Regions from separate parts of the Homo sapiens genome. Here region 1 is linked to region 2. The links are chromatin loops, found by intact Hi-C in ENCODE. Cell type or tissue: sigmoid colon. All regions are shown on one strand.

Region 1 (8,000 bases), 950 kb before region 2:
AGGGTCTCAGGGCCTTCTCTGAATTATCCTGCACCATCAGAAGTAGGGGGCCTGGCCCTCACTCTTGGCCCACAGGGAGTGAGTGTCTCCTCCTTCCCTGGTTCACTCTCCAGGAAAGGCGGTTTGAGGCAGAGTTGTCTGGGTAGGGCAGGCACCGCAAACACGTTGTTCCCTTTTGTCCGGCAGGCAGCTGTGTGTAGACCACAATGCCTTACAAGGAGTTGTACCTGTGGGCCTGCTCCAGTCTGGTTCTCTCTTCCCTCACCACTTGGCCCTAGTCCCAGGGGCCTTCTCCTTCTGCCTTTAACCCTGAAGTCCCAGGCAGGGGCCATCAGAGAGGCCAACTCTGGCCTCTTCTCCTGCACCGAGGCTGTGCTTGGGGCATCTGGGGGAAGGTTTGGCTGGGGTCTCTGGGCAATAGAGAGATGACAAATGAGACACAAACACTTCTGGCCCTAGACGGTTCTGGGCTGCCCCAGAAAAAAAGGGCTTCCCCTGGCTGGGTAAGGTCTGGGTCAGCCCTCCAGCCTGCATACTGCAGGGTCCCTGGCAACCCCCTCTGTCCTCACCTTAAACAAGGGACACTCCTAGAACCAGGGAACCAGAAAGGTGGGGTGGAGGGGACTGGAATTTCAGGAAAGGCTTTGGGGTGCTGTTTTTTTGCTCCTTGTGCTGCCTAGATCAGGACCTGAGTGCCCCCTGCTCCCTCTAACAGCAGCGTGGGGGAGGGAAGATAGGGAGAGCGCCTGTCCTCCCTTTCCAGGGCTGCCATACCCGTCTGACCAGCCCCTCCCTCCCTCCTTCCGCCTTCCCTGTCCCAGGTTTGGCACTGGGCCCAGTCCTTCTCCCTTTGGTCTTCTGTTAAAAGCTTCTCAGCCCTGGTGGGTGCGGGTGTTTGTTGGGGAGGGGGTAGCATGCCTTCCAATCACTCTTGGGAAAATTAGGCATTGTTTAAAGGAGCTGGGAGAAGGCCTGGTGTAAATAGGTGCTAACTGAATTTCCCTTGCTCCATTCAGCATAGCAGGAGGCAGGGCCTGGGGAGGGGAGGGGAGGTGAAGGAGCCACTCACTGTGCCCGCTCTTGGGATCTATGCATTTTTCTGGAAGGGACTTCAATGTGTGGGGTGTGTGTGTGTGTGTGTGTGTATGCACGCGTGCATTGTGAAGAGAGCTTGTCTGTGTGTCTGTCTTTTTAAGTTTGTCTGTCCTCCAAGGAGGGGGCTTCTGGGTCTCTCTGTCCTTCTGGGTAGGGGTCCTATGTGCCTGTCTTTCTGTGAGCCTGGGTGTCTCTCCTAGAGAAGGATGGGGAAGAAACTGTACATCTGTCCTCCCAGTAGGTGGTCACCCCCTTCCCTGGGTCAGGGCTATGTCACCTGTCCCTCTCCTCAAGGGGATCTGGCTGTCATCTGTTGGTCCTCTGAGTTCAGTTTCATCCAGTCCCCACATCACACCCTGCAGTATCTTCCAGAGAACCCAGCCCCAGCCATCAGGTAATTGCAGGTGGAATCTCTGCCTTGGGGACCTAAACCTCCTGCCTTCCACCCACAGCATGCCCTGCCTGGCCCCACCCAGGCCTGGGGTGCCTTGCTCAGCTCCCCAATCTCCAACCTCCCACAGGTGCGTGCTACGTCCCAACCTGCCCTCCTGACTCACTTTGATAATGGGAGACAGGTGCAGGGACTCTTCCTCTATTTCCTCTGGCCCGTTGGGAGCCTGGGTAAAGCAGGAGGGTCCAGGTAGCACCACGAGTGCCACACCACTCCACTGTACCCCCTGCCGTCCTGTCTCACTTCCCATGATTCACTCACTGGGAGCAATGGGAGTGACTCCCGCAAAGAGCAAGAACTATGAAGTCCCTGACATAGCTCCCATCTCCTCTTGCCCCCCCCAACCCCTGCGTTCTCTGCCTTCTAGCCCTGTTCATCATTCTCTAGGCCCTTCAGTGAGGCCTACAGTGTTCACCTGGCCCAGGGGATCCTAGGATCTTGGAAGGAGAGGAAGCCCCTGGGTTATGTTCAGGAAAAGTGCTGTGTTGGATCTCGCTCTTTTTTTTCTTTGAGATGGAATCTCGCTCTGTCGCCCAGGCTGGAGTGCAGTGGCACGATCTCAGCTCACTGCAACCTCTGCCTCCCGGGTTCAAGTGATTCTCCTGCCTCAGCCTCCTGAGTAGCTGGGATTACACCATGGCCAGCTAATTTTTGTATTTTTAGTAGAGATGGGGTTTCACCATGTTGGTCAGGCTTGTCTTGAACTCCTGACCTCGTGATCCGCCTACCTCAGCCTCCCAAAGTGCTGGGATTACAGGCGTGAGCCACCGTGCCTGGCCTTGGATCTCTTTTTATCTTGCACCTTCAGATGTAGAGGGACGACAGCCACTGTGTGTGTATGTGTATGTGTGTGTGTGTGTGTGTGTGTGCGCGTGTGATGTTTATTCACTCATTTATTTATTCATTCATTCATTCCACAAATATCTACCCAGACCCTCTTGGCACTGCACCAGGTGCTAGGGGTAGAACAGTAACCTGGAAAGATGAGGCAAATGGTTGATTTCAGATTCAAGGCTTTGGACTCCAGCTGTTCTGTCATCCAGCTCAGGCAGGCCCTCATAATCGCTTCAATCAGGGAGAACACAGGAGAGTTTCTCTGGGGTGTCGGCAGCTCAGAGGAGACCCAAATACTAGGAGACCCCTTTTTCCCATGCTTCCCAGTCCTCCAGTTTATTTCCCCCAGGAGGGAGGGAGACAAGACCCAGGAGTCAGGGTTGTAGTGGCTGGGCGGCCCAGGCAAGTCTGCTTGTTACAGGCACTTGTGCCAGGACAGGATTTCTTCCAGTTTCATATTCACTGAACTGCCTTTTCCTGGGTTTCTGGGGGTGGTGCTGGAGTGGGCTCCAGGGTTGGAACGGGCCCTTGGGTGGCGGCAGCTCTCTGCTGCCCCCACCTGAGTCCTGCCCGGAGGTGGCAGGTGACGGGTTAGGCCCAGCCCCCTCTGGGCCTAGCCACTCAGGTACGAGGCCTTTCCCCCCCATCCCCCGGGGCTGGGATCTCTTTTATAAAAGGCCATTCCTGAGAGCTCTCCTCACCAAGAAGCAGCTTCTCCGCTCCTTCTAGGATCTCCGCCTGGTTCGGCCCGCCTGCCTCCACTCCTGCCTCTACCATGTCCATCAGGGTGACCCAGAAGTCCTACAAGGTGTCCACCTCTGGCCCCCGGGCCTTCAGCAGCCGCTCCTACACGAGTGGGCCCGGTTCCCGCATCAGCTCCTCGAGCTTCTCCCGAGTGGGCAGCAGCAACTTTCGCGGTGGCCTGGGCGGCGGCTATGGTGGGGCCAGCGGCATGGGAGGCATCACCGCAGTTACGGTCAACCAGAGCCTGCTGAGCCCCCTTGTCCTGGAGGTGGACCCCAACATCCAGGCCGTGCGCACCCAGGAGAAGGAGCAGATCAAGACCCTCAACAACAAGTTTGCCTCCTTCATAGACAAGGTGAGGGTCCCCCCTGCGTGGCTGACTGTGCCCGCAGCCCCTTTCTCCTGGTAGTCCCGGTCCCTATGCACATCTCCAGCCCCCAGCTGGCGTCCTGCTGGGCCTCACCCGCCCTGGCGACACTCTCCCTTCCATCCTCCGACTCACCCCTCCCGTGCACCTTGGTTTGGGCTGGGTGAGGGTGGGGAGAGGGTCTGGACAGCCGGGATGAATCCTGGGGCTTCCTTCTTCCCTTTTAAACTGGAGGGTCTTGGAAGAGAGAGACAACTTAAGGGTACAGCCTAGTTCCCACCACCCCTCTCTACAAATCCCGTTCTTCCTCAGGTCATTCTGTCCCCAAATTATAAAAAATAATAGCGGTTATTGTTCTCACCCCAACCCGAGTTCTGACCGTCTTTTAAGCTATCGCCCTGCGGCAGTCCCAGCTGTTCGGGGACTACCCTCCTCCAGGTTCGCCTCTTCGCCAGCACTACCCCAAGGGCTCCCCAGTGGTGCCTTTGTGATTTTTTTTCTTTCTTTTCTTTTTTTTACATAGGGGTTTGGTGTGATTCTAGCATTCTAGGAGAAGGAAGTGGGTGTCTCGGTTCAAACGGGCAAATATTGATTGAGGCCTTTGGCGCCCGGAGGCCTGAGTGCGGGGGTCACAGAATGAGTCATACCCCGGCCCCTGCGCCGGCAGCGTGGGCGGGGCCGAGGGCGGGGTGAGGGGCTGCGGGCAGCAGTCTCGGGACGCTCTCCTCCACCTGGCGGAGCTCGGCGTCGGGGGCGGTGTGGGTGGGGTGGGGTGGGGTGGGGTGGGCTGGGGTGGGGTGGAGGAGGCGCCAGGGCCTGGCCTCGGAAAGCCCATGCAGGATTCAAAGTCTGCGGGCGTGGGACGCCCCGCCCGGGGTTTACGTCCTGTTAAGTTTATGGCTTCAGATAACGCGGTCGCCCACCAACGCCCCTCGCCCATTCAGCCCGTGTCCCTTTCTCGCGTCCTGTCCCTGCTCCGCCCCAGCGGCCTGGCTCCACTTTCACACAGCAGGAGCCAGGCCGGGTTTTGCAGCCCTGGGACTCCGCTGCCTGAGGGGCCCCGGGCCCCCGGCGGCCCCGAGGATTGGGCCCTTCACGCTGACTGGCTCCTGGGAGGCATTGTGGGAACGGGAGGAGGGAAATCCTGGGGCAGAGTAAGCCGGGAGGAACCGGAGCCCCAGGAACCCAGTGGTCGGGGGCCCTTGGCGCTCCAAGCGCCTGGACTTGACTTGTTGACTGCGTTTTGCTAGCCCTGGGGTCCTTATAGAGAGCAGCTAAGCATAGGCTTTGGAATCTGAATTCTTGGTTCGCACTGCTCTGCCGGTTCCTGGTTATGGACTCCCTTGCCAAGTCTTATTTCCTCATCTATAAAATGAATATGAGAGCCCCTAAATCCATATAGGCAAAAGTTTTTGCCTATTCAAACTTACATATGTAAAGAGTTCAGCAGTGCTTGGCCCACATTCCATTAGGATAAGATGTTATAATCACTTTTTTTTAAAAAATAATTTTGGGGCAGAATGACCTGGGGAAGAAAGCGATTTGCAGAGAGTGGTGGAGGGAACTAGGCTGTACCCTTAAAAGATTTCTGTCCCCTCCAGTTTAGAAGGAGTTACAAGTTTTTTTGTTTGTTTGAGACAGAGTCTCACTCTGTCGCCCAGGCTGGAGTGCAGTGGTGTGATCTCAGCTCACTGCAACCTCCGCTTCCTGGGTTCAAGCGATTCTCCTGCCTCAGCCTCCCGAGTAGCTGGGACTACAAGTGCGTGCCACCATGCCCGGTTAATTTTTGTATTATTTGTAGGGACAGGGTTTCAATATGTTGGCCAGGCTGGTCTCGAACTCCTGACTTCAAGAAATCCGCCTGCCTTGGCCACCCAAAGTGCTGGGATTACAAGCGTGAGCCTCCACGCCCGGCCTCTTTTTCAATCTTAACATCTTTAGAAAGGTTGGCTATTTTTGGCCGGGCGCGGTGGCTTACGCCTATAATCCCAGCACTTTGGGAGGCCAAGGCGGGCCAATCACAAGGTCAGGAGTTCGAGACCATCCTGCCTAAGACGGTGAAACCCTGTCTCTACTAAAAATACAAAAAAATTAGTGGGGCGTGGTGGCAGGCAGGTGCCTGTAGCCCCAGCTACTCGGGAGGCTGAGGCAGGGGCAGGAGAATGGCATGAACTTGGGAGGCGGAGCTTGCAGTGAGCTGAGATCTTGCCACTGCACTCCAGCCTGGGCGCCGGAGACTCCCAAAGAAAGCTTGGCTATTTTTATTGATGTGTAATATACAACCTATGTAAATGAAGTTAGGCCTATTGGTTTGCAAATGCAGCTTTAACATAATTACCTTACCTGTCTCCTTCCCCTACCCAATGCTGAGGGACATTGCTCCCCACCTCACCATCATGCCATGCTTTCTCCCCCTGGTCATAGGTGATCTTTCCAGAACAGCTAACCAGGTGCCTGGGGTCTGGAGACCTTACTGCTTGAGGAGTGAATTAAGAGAAAAGACTGCTTGCTTTCCTCCAGACTTTGAGCCCTGGCCTGATGTAGACCTTTTTGCTCTCTCCTCCTTCGTATAGGTACGGTTCCTGGAGCAGCAGAACAAGATGCTGGAGACCAAGTGGAGCCTCCTGCAGCAGCAGAAGACGGCTCGAAGCAACATGGACAACATGTTCGAGAGCTACATCAACAACCTTAGGCGGCAGCTGGAGACTCTGGGCCAGGAGAAGCTGAAGCTGGAGGCGGAGCTTGGCAACATGCAGGGGCTGGTGGAGGACTTCAAGAACAAGTGAGCAACTCCCACCCTCCACCCAACTGAAGTCACCGTGCTCTCCTCCACCCCTTGGGACCTTGGGACTAAGTCCCCATGGCCCTCTGTTGTGGGAAGTGCAGTCCTATCTAATTAGGGTGACCACCTGATGAGGTTTGCTCGGAACAGTCTGTGTTTATGCCCAGGTTCCTAGCACAATTGTTGATAGTACCCACCCCCTTTCAATCTCAACTGTCTGGATTTGAAGAACAAATTATGTGTCAATGTTGACATGGTAAACCTGAGACGGGAGAGATAGGCAGCCTGTGGGCCTCACTTTTGTACTTAACATTCTGGCCCCTCTTTAGTCTTGACCCTTGACCTCTAGCAAACTCTAGAAAGTTCTGTCTGAGGTCTCATGTCAGGCCCTGCTGTTAACACTCTCAAGGTGTCCAATCCGATGTGTATTCATGGATTTGGAGAGAGATTTCCTGCTTCCCACGGGCTAAGGGAGGGGTGAGGGTGGAGAGGGCAGCTGGGGAAGGCAGAAGGACCAGCCTTCTCATATCCTGCATCTCTGTGAACTGAATTTTCCTGATTTTCACAACGCCCCTGTCTCCCAAAAGACCAAGGGCAACCTCCCTTTTGCCTTCATCCTCTAATTGTAAGTCTTTTCCTCACAGGTATGAGGATGAGATCAATAAGCGTACAGAGATGGAGAACGAATTTGTCCTCATCAAGAAGGTGAGGGAGTCTCCCTTCTCCTATCTGGACACTGGAGGCTGGGGCTCAGAGACTCAGACCAAGAAGCTTTCTGGGTTTTGTCCCTAAATATTCCTAAGTAGTGGGACAAACTCATTTATGTAAACATTTGGGTGCACAGAAAGGTAGACAAGGATGGAGTGGTAGGTGCATTTGGACAGAACTCTTGACATCGGTGTTGGGACATGGTTCAGAAAACAGAGCAGTAGAACTGGAGATCTGGCTCTAGAAGGCTCCCTAGAGAAGGAGGTGGAAGAGGGTGTGTTGCAGGAAGCAGAGGTGAAGGTGTGTGGGCTGAGAATGCACATGTGATGGGCAGAGGCTGGGCTGGAAGATCAATCCACAAAGTGGGCAACTAGAAAGTCCTGTGACCAGGCCATTGGGTGGACCTTGGGAGCCCCTTGGTTGGGGTTGGGTGTGGAAACCCAGCTCAGGCTCCCCTCTCCTCATCCCCCAGGATGTGGATGAAGCTTACATGAACAAGGTAGAGCTGGAGTCTCGCCTGGAAGGGCTGACCGACGAGATCAACTTCCTCAGGCAGCTATATGAAGAGGTATGTTCCTGGTCGCAGGAGAGTGAGGGTCCCCCAGCCTTGTCAGCGCCTCCACCCTGAGACTCAACCAGAGGCTCCTCCCAGCCCCCAGCACACTAATAAGACAAAGGCCCACTGCTGACTAATTACAGCCACCAATATTTGCTCGGCTAGTATTTATTGGGTCTATATGTTCTGTCCCTCGCATGAGGGATGAGTCATTACCCCATTTCACAGACGAGAAAGTGGGCTCAGAGAAGTGAAATAACGTATCCAAGGTCATCATAGGGTGTGGTGATTCAGCAGCAACTCTGTCCCCAAAGCCCTTGTTCCTAATCTTTGAGCTGCATTGGATCCCTCTGTGCACCTAGTATTGGTGCACCCAGTTCCTTTTTCAGGAACTTTGCCCTCTCCCTGACCCTGACTCCCACCTGCTCCTCTCCTCTGCTGCCCCTGTCTTATACCCTAAGAA
Region 2 (8,000 bases):
CACCGGTGGAGAATAAACCTATTTATAACACAGCAGTCCACCTGAAAGACATAATCATCTAAAAAGGTTCTTAGAGGAAAATAAGTGCAGGTTCTTCCTGTACTGATTGCAGATTCCCAAGGTCCTTTTGGATAAAGTCCTCAGTCTAACCTTCCTGTGTTCACAGTCACCATTCTGGCCACTTCTCAGCCTCCATGTTCTTATGTAACATTTACATAGTGCCATAAACATACCCAGAGTTGCGTAAGAATTAAAACGTTGCCAAACCAATAAAGCCTAAAGCAGGTCACTCCCTCCAGACTGTCTTTGATTAGCACAGGTATGCTGCCTAGTCGACGATGTAAGAGCCTGCCAGAGACAGAAATTAACTTGAGGAAATCTGAAAGGGGTCTACAAAAAAGCACAAAAAGAAAACCACACTGTGACATGCTGTACGTCTATCAATCACAGAGTATGTTTTTCTGCTCCTTAAGATAAAAAAGTAACCCAGCATTGCTTATTCACTGAAGTCAGAAACTGTGTCTAAAAATACCTCCCCGCCAACTGGCTATCAGTAAGTCAGTCTCACAAATGTCCCAATAAGAGTGACACAAAATATTTCCTTATTTTTACAGAGGGAAAACTGAGGCAGTCACAGAAAGGTTAAGTTACTTGTTCAAGGACAACTTGTAAGGCAGCTAAGTTCTAGGGCTGAAAACCAGCCTCCTCCCTCCATCTGGCTTTAACCTTTAACCAGAGTAGCCATTTTAATATGTTTTATCACATCTGTTCCAGGAGCTGTTTAAACAAAACTAATCAGAGGTCTCTACAAGACTGCACTTCCACTGTACTTAAAATCCATGTCCACTCAACAAAATTACAAGGCTTGGCTTGAAATTAGATTTTTAGTCCGCTCACAAAATTTCAAAATGTTCCTATGAGAATGTCAAATATCTCTCTTGTTGCTTTTGTCTTGAGAAATGAATGTCATGTTCTCCTGCTACTAACTCAATTTTACATTTTTAAATGTGAAAATTCCAAAGCCAGGCCTTAAAACATGTACACCTATCAAACGGATGCTATTTCTAACTGAAACTCATTCTCCTTATCACTGGCCTTTTACTAAGTCCTAGTTAATTCATTAATTAATAGAAACACCTATCCCTTACTGCCCCTCACATCAAGTCCAAGTATCAGGCATCAGAGCTGTCTGGCTCTGTCACTCCTCCAGCCCACGTAGGGGAGCACTATATAGGAAATGCAGGGGAGGGGAAAAAAATCAACTTCTTGTTATCCCACAGCCTCTATTTTCCCAGAACTGACGTTTTACTTTAAGCCCTTTGCAGCAGTGGTCTCCATAGCATACACTATTGGCAACTAGACGTGTCCTGGAAAAAACTGTAGTGTCTGGCCAAGAAGTTTAAAGGCCCTGGAGAATGTTTGCTGGACACACAACCTAATTTCCAATTTACCAAAAAAAGAAACGAACTCCCTATTTTACTCACCCACCTTAACCCCCACAAACATCCATTTTAGGAAGGTTACAAAAAAATGAACTCTGCCCCATTCAGAACCACTTGGATTATCAAACATTCTTAACTAGGCTCACAACCAGAAAAACCCCACAAACACTACATCAAATCAGCAGGGAAATGACTGTTAAAAATCCTGGATATATTAGGGGCAGGATAAAAATTCCTATATGAGGATTTAAAGATTTATACATACACACATAAAATGACAAACCTAGAGGTTCAATCTCCCTTTTTTTTTTTTTTTACTACCCAGTAGAGAACATTATGTTACACATTCCAAAAACATGGCCCTTAATAAGGCCCGACGAACATCCTTATTCATGCAAATCATTATCTCACCACAAATGTCAAGCTCTGTTCATACACCTTCACCATGTTTCTCAAACCCCACAGCACAGATACCTAAGCCACAGAGCAGTGAGGCCGAAGAACACACACGAGGTGCTTAGGAGAAGCATTAGCCCGTGAACAAAGACCCCGCTGCACAGGCTCCACCACTGGGAACAAATATCAAAGCCGGAGATAATGAACTTGTTTTTGAGATTCCAAAGTGGCATGGTGTCTTTTCTTGACTGTCTGGTTTATTAAAGACGACTGAACCCACCTGAGAATCATTATTTTTAGTGTAAGAGAAGAGAGCCACAGAACACACTTTATCTCCCATTGCTGGAAGGTTAGGGGCTGCTGAGAAGTCAAAGCATCAGGCTTTGTACGTCAGGAGCGAATACAATCCTGATCATCTCTCCCAGATCCATCTGTGGGTCAATAATCGCTTCAATATAACTGCCAAATATAACCTTCATCTGCTACCCCAAGGCCAAAACACATTCGCCAAGACTCTCTTAAATGAAATATTTTAGGGTTTCATCTGCTCTTCTCAGCCCCCAAAGCCTCAAAAACAACACAGCCAGCGAAGTGTCCCGCAAAAAGGTACCCGCTTCTACAGAGAGGAGAGTGGGGGGGTGGTATAAGGCGAGCCGCAGACTGTGGGGATTGGGAGGTAAGGGGTGTGTGAGGGTGGGCGGGCTGGGAAGAGGCATCGTGTAGGAAGGTAAATAAGTACTGACCAAGGGCCGGGAATACAGTCCAGTGGTGGGATCTTTAAATAATCTTGGGGGTTTGGAGACAGGTTCCAGGATTTCACCTGAAAGGCATCCACAAAGTGATTAACTGAATGGGCCCCCCGGGGTAGGGTGGGGGAGGCGAGGAGGAAAGCAAATACACCTAGATTCACATCAACCCTTGGGGAACTCGGTTCCATAGGGTTAGGGATTCCAAAGCCAGGCTCCAAAAAGGTTTAGGGGCCTGTTCGTCCCACTTCCTCCAAATAGCCTCCACGGGGCATGAGTGCCGGAGGGCGGAGGGGGGATTGCCCCACTGAACTCAAGGGATTGAGTGAAGGGGAAATGTGACTCCCTTTCCCAGAACATTAGGGAGGCAGTGGAGGGAGGGGAAGAAACACGCCAAGTGCAGGACCTGAAGGAAAGGTTAGAGACCCCTTCCCCTACAGTCTGAGGTGCGCGGACTCTCAACATCAGGTTCCCTCGGAGAGGCTAAGACCCCACCGCCCGAACCCCACAGTCTTGGCGGGAGAAAGACGCCCCCCAGGAGCACCTGGAGGGAGGGAAGAAAGCCCCCCGCCCCTGGACACGGTGAAGGGCAGAAACCACGGACCTCCAAATCTTGGAGCTGGAGGCTCAGACTCCCCTCTCTGGAACACGAGGGCGCTGGGAGCGCGACCCCTGAGAACTGCCCGAATCCAGTTCCGCCTGGAACAGGGCTCGGGTCCCCAGGGGCCCGGCGTGAGCTCCGTCGCCGCCGGGCGGCTGCGCCTCGGAGATCGGGGAAGCTGACTGGGGGTCACCCCGACTCCTCTGCGCCCCCCACCCGGCCATATTGTGCTCGTGGGGAGGGGGCGCGCTGTAGTCCAGCGGCCGCGGCTCGAGGCCTCGCCCTTGCCGGGCCCTCTCCATCCCGGCCCCCGCCCCCCGTCCCAGGACTCACCCTGGACCCCCCGGGGCCCGGACCCGCCGCTGCCGGCGAGCAGGAGGACAACAAGGGGGAAGAAGGAGGAGGCTCCGGCCGACTCCGCCATAGTAACCACCGCCGCCGCCGCCGCCGCCGCAGCCCAGCAGCGCCCAGCGCGCGCGCGCGCGCCCCCGGCGCCTCCCCTCCTCCCGCGGCCCGGCTCCCGCCTCCCTCTCCTCCGCCCGGCGCCTGCACGTGCGCTCCCGGCGGAGCCGGCGCCGCGGCCGCCGCGCGCGCCCCCGAAGGGCGGGGCCGGGGCGCGCGCGGGCGCCCGCCTTAAAGGGGAGTGTCCCTGTTAAAGGGGTGGGCGGGGCTCACGCCTCGGCCAACTTCGCGGATCGGTGCCGAGCCCGGCGCGGAGGAGGCCGGAGCCGAACGTGCAGTCTCCTCCCTCTCCTGCACCCCACGCAGTGCAGAATTATCTTATCAGAGTCGATCCCCCGCCCCCGTCGAATATTCTACGAATCCCGTGCGTGTTCCAGTTCCTCCATCCCTGCGCCTAGCCTCAAGCCCCCAGCGCGTCCCCTGGGATCATCGCCGCGGTCTCCTAACTGGTTTCCCTGCCTCGCCTCGCCCCCTGCCATCCTCTGGACGCGGCAGCCTGTGTGATGGAATCGCGGCACGCGCCTTTTCAGAACATAGCAAAGCTCTTTATTGATGACAGTATGGGTGAGGGTGCCGTGTGAGGCACTCTGATTGGGCTGGTAGGTAGAACCCTTTTGGTAAACAATTGGCATTATGCATCAAATGCCTTAAAATCTTCATATCCATTTACCCAGTATTGTCCCCTGTCCTCAAGAAATAATAAGAGGACAGATGTTTATGAAAAATGTTAACTGTATATTTATCATTGTAAAAAAGGTAGAAACTAAGTAGACAATAATAGAAAATGTTAAATTATGGCCCATCCATATGATGGAACATTATTTAGTAATTTAAAATCCTGTTTACAAAAACTATTGACATGAGAAAATGCTTACAAGATAATGTTAAATTAAAAAAGCAAAATGCAACACTGTTTACAGTATTATTCAAATTGTACTGATAATATGTGTTTATAGGAAAAAAAGACTGGAAGGATATTTACCCAATAGTAACAGTAGTTATTGCCATAATTTTTTTACTTTTAACATTTCAATAATTTCTAAATATTTTTCAAATAAATGTTACTTTCAAATCTAGAAGAAATGCTTAAGAAAGTAAACAAATCACTCCGTATCTTTCTGAAAAGAGGTCAGTTTCTTTAGCTTGAGAAAGAACTTGATATAAAGGAAAGGGCAGAATTTTTGCAGCCAGAGAATTCTGGATCTGAATTCTGCTTCCTACTAACTAGCTGTGAAAACTTGGGCAAGGTTTGAACCTCTCTAAGCACAGCTTCACCATCTGAGATCTAGGGGTGGAAAGGATGGCCAAGAGATAGGGAGAACAGTTGCTTAAATGGAATTCTCACCTTCTAAGTTTCACCAACCTGAAGAACTCCCATCGTCATATCCGGAAAAAATAAAGCTGAAGACACACTCGCCAGACACAGTGTACACACAATCACATAAAGTCATGGGGAGGCATTGTCTACAAGTTGGTCAGTGTAGCTGGATGAGTAAATAACTTATTCTCCTCTCCCTCATCTCCCCCAAATAGGCACACCCCACCCAGTCCGTCTAAGTGGTTTCCAATCCATGCTCTATCCACCAAGCTGTGGTGCACACAGTGCTAGGTTACTGTGTTAGTTTCCTACTACCAAACTGGGTAGCTTAAAATACAAATGTATTCTCTCACTGTTCTGGAGGCTAGAAATCTGAAACCATGGTGTTGGCAGGGCCATGTGCTCTCTGAAGGCTCTAGGGAAGAATCCTTCCTTGCCTCTTCTAGCTTCTGGTGGTTCCCAGGATCCTTGGTGTTGTTTGGTTTGCGGAAGCATAACCCCATGTCTTCACATGGTTATCTTCCCTCTGCATCTACATCTCTGTCCACATTCCTCTCTTCTTATAAGGATACCAGTCATTGGATTAGGGCCCACCCTAATCCAGTATGAGTGCAAATGATCTTAATTGGTTACATCTGCTGCTAAGATCCTCGTTCCAAGTAAGATTACATTCGCAGGTTCCTGGTAGACACGAATTTTGGGTGGACACTATTCAACCCAGTACAGTCACCAACCCCTGCAGTTAAGAAGGGAAAGCCAACCCCTCAGGAGCACATATCTGAAGCCAGGGGGGAGGGAGGTATCTTTCCTTATTTCTTGCTAAGTGCTGCCACTGTGGCTTCGAGGCCAGGGGTCCCAGAGGGGACCTGTGGTTGCTTCACTCCTAGACAGTAAAGTCAGCCACACAGCTAAATATACAGATCAGGGAACCAGAATGCTGGCTCCACAGACCAAATGCCACCTCCGTCAGCTCCATCAGCTCACTTGACAGCATTGAACTTTGGGCAAGATACTTTACCTCCCTAAACCTCAATTTACTCATCTTGTAAAATGGAGCTAATAATAGTTCTATGTCATACAGATATTGTTAGTATTGATAAAATATGGTAAAGCATTTAGCATAATCTCTGACACATAGGAAGTGATCTAAAAAGAATAGCTATTATCATCATTATGAGTTGACCTTCACTACAATCCTAGGAAGTGGTTGAGGCATGTCAGAGTGTGCCCCGATGAAGTGACTGAGACTTAGAGAAGGTAAGCGATTTGCCAAGGCTCACATACAATCCATCATTAAAGCCACAGCCTACTGGTCCTGTGCTTTCTTCAACACCATAGCATCTCCTGCTTTTCTAGGTACTGGTCTTCAGGACCCAGCTGAAGGTGGAAAATGAGGTGGAGCAGGGGAGGGGTTAATCATATGCCTCACACCCCATTTGTGAGAGTTTGGGGCATCTCCAAACTAGAGCTTTCCTAGGTGATGTGTCTACCTTCCTTTTAGGTCCCGCGCTACATAGAGACTGCCTAATCCCTACCTGTGCCCTTCGCTCCTTCCCACAGCCTGGCCCAAGGATGCTTCCTGCTAGTTCTCCTCACCATCCCTGAAGGCCCCGGTAAGTGTCCATTTTCGTAAGCCTTCTTTTTTTTCTTTTTCTTTTTCTTTTTTTTTCTTTTTTGAGACGGTGTCTCGCTCTGTCTCCCAGGCTGGAGTACAGTGGCATGATCTCGGCTCACTGCAACCTCCGCCTCCTGGGTTCAAGCGATTCTTCTGCCTCAGCCTCCCAAGTAGCTGGGACTACAGGCATGCGCCACCATGCCTGGCTAATTTTTGTATTTTTAGTAGAGACAGGGTTTCACCACATTGGTCAGGCTGGTCTCGAACTCCTGATCTCGTAATCTGCCTGCCTCGGCCTCCCAAAGTGTTGGGATTACAGGCGTGAGCCACCGTGCCTGGCCTTGTAAACCGTCTTAATCTTAGGGCTGGACCCACATCACAGTCTATGAACTTCTTTTCCCCTCTGCCCTGTCTCTTTGTCAGGAGAGTCCCCAGAGCTAGCAGGAGCCACTTCTCCAGGAAAAAGTCTTACTCCTTAGTCCCACTGACTAGAGTGACAACTCAGTGTGACAATTGCCACATTGGTCGCAACGCACAGAGACACCACTACCTAGGGGATCATTTGCCTTGGTGAGCAGCAGGGTCATTCATCCCAAGAAGGCAATAGTTCATCTTCACTCATCCATTCCACAAGCACTAAGCACCTACAGTACACCAGGCACAACATATAGACATGGATAAGTCATAGTCCTCGCCTTCATGGAACTTAAAATCTAATACAGAAAAGCATGAGAAAAAGAGCAACAACGGGTTATCTCTGCGAGGACACAAGCCTGTAAAGAGCCAATGAGGGCCACTCAGGGGACATGAATGATTCAGCTGTGAGGGGACAGGCTGAGGAGTTGAGAAAGTTTTCACGAAGAGACAGGCTACGCTGATTCTTGGAAGATCAGAGAGTCCCCCCAGATAGGCCTGTGTCAGGAGGGCAGGAGATGGCAGGAGACTGTTCTGCCTGGCATTTAGGAGAACCGTGAGCAGCCTAGCGGTACACCCAGAAGATGCAGGCTGAAGATGATGGACAGTGGAAACGTAATGTTGGTGAGCTAGGCAGACGTGGAAGTCTACTTGGAAATGGAGCACACTGGAGTGGGAGTCTAATAAGAGACCCTCTTCAGTACACTTGGAAGGGTTCTAAGTGTAAATTGATCATGTTTGTATTTTAGGAAAGGCTAAACTGATCATATTTGTAAACTGATCATATTGTGTTAGGAAGATCACTTTGCTGAACCAAGTGAATTTGAACTTTGTACAGAGGCTGGTTGGAGGAAGACAAGACTGGTTGTAAGGAAACCAAAGAGAAGGCAAAGCCCAGGCAAGATAGGAGGTGGACCTGACCCCAGGCAGCAGCAATGTGAAGGTGGAAAAGAGAAACAGATTCAAGAGTTCAAAGACGTAGAAATGACAAGATTGATTGGATACG

Evidence for each region. Peaks named below come from ENCODE experiments on the same cell type or tissue, not always from the same donor. Only the 100,000 strongest peaks of a DNase experiment are listed, where the experiment ranks them.
Region 1: it touches region 2 in a loop (6-fold over the local background); 2 of 110 quality-filtered maps call a loop at or near these places.

The regions. Positions count from the first base shown.
Region 1 is chr12:52,900,137-52,908,136 of GRCh38, reverse strand. It overlaps KRT8 (keratin 8), which reads left to right and starts at 3,061. Exons shown (of 8, transcript NM_002273.4): 1 at 3,061-3,479; 2 at 6,065-6,273; 3 at 6,918-6,978; 4 at 7,454-7,549. The coding sequence starts at 3,156. RefSeq lists a silencer at 4,121-4,290 and an enhancer at 5,860-6,704. In sigmoid colon, no CTCF peak of the experiment used is centred here; DNase peaks (open chromatin) are centred at 846, 3,016, 4,184, 4,566 and 1 weaker place; H3K4me3 peaks cover 2,512 bases; H3K27ac peaks cover 6,857 bases.
Region 2 is chr12:51,947,353-51,955,352 of GRCh38, reverse strand. It overlaps ACVR1B (activin A receptor type 1B), which reads right to left and starts at 3,654. Exons shown (of 9, transcript NM_004302.5): 1 at 3,519-3,654. The coding sequence starts at 3,609. RefSeq lists silencers at 3,660-3,709, 3,740-3,799 and an enhancer at 3,257-3,876. In sigmoid colon, no CTCF peak of the experiment used is centred here; DNase peaks (open chromatin) are centred at 2,892, 3,202 and 3,862; H3K4me3 peaks cover 2,674 bases; H3K27ac peaks cover 3,234 bases.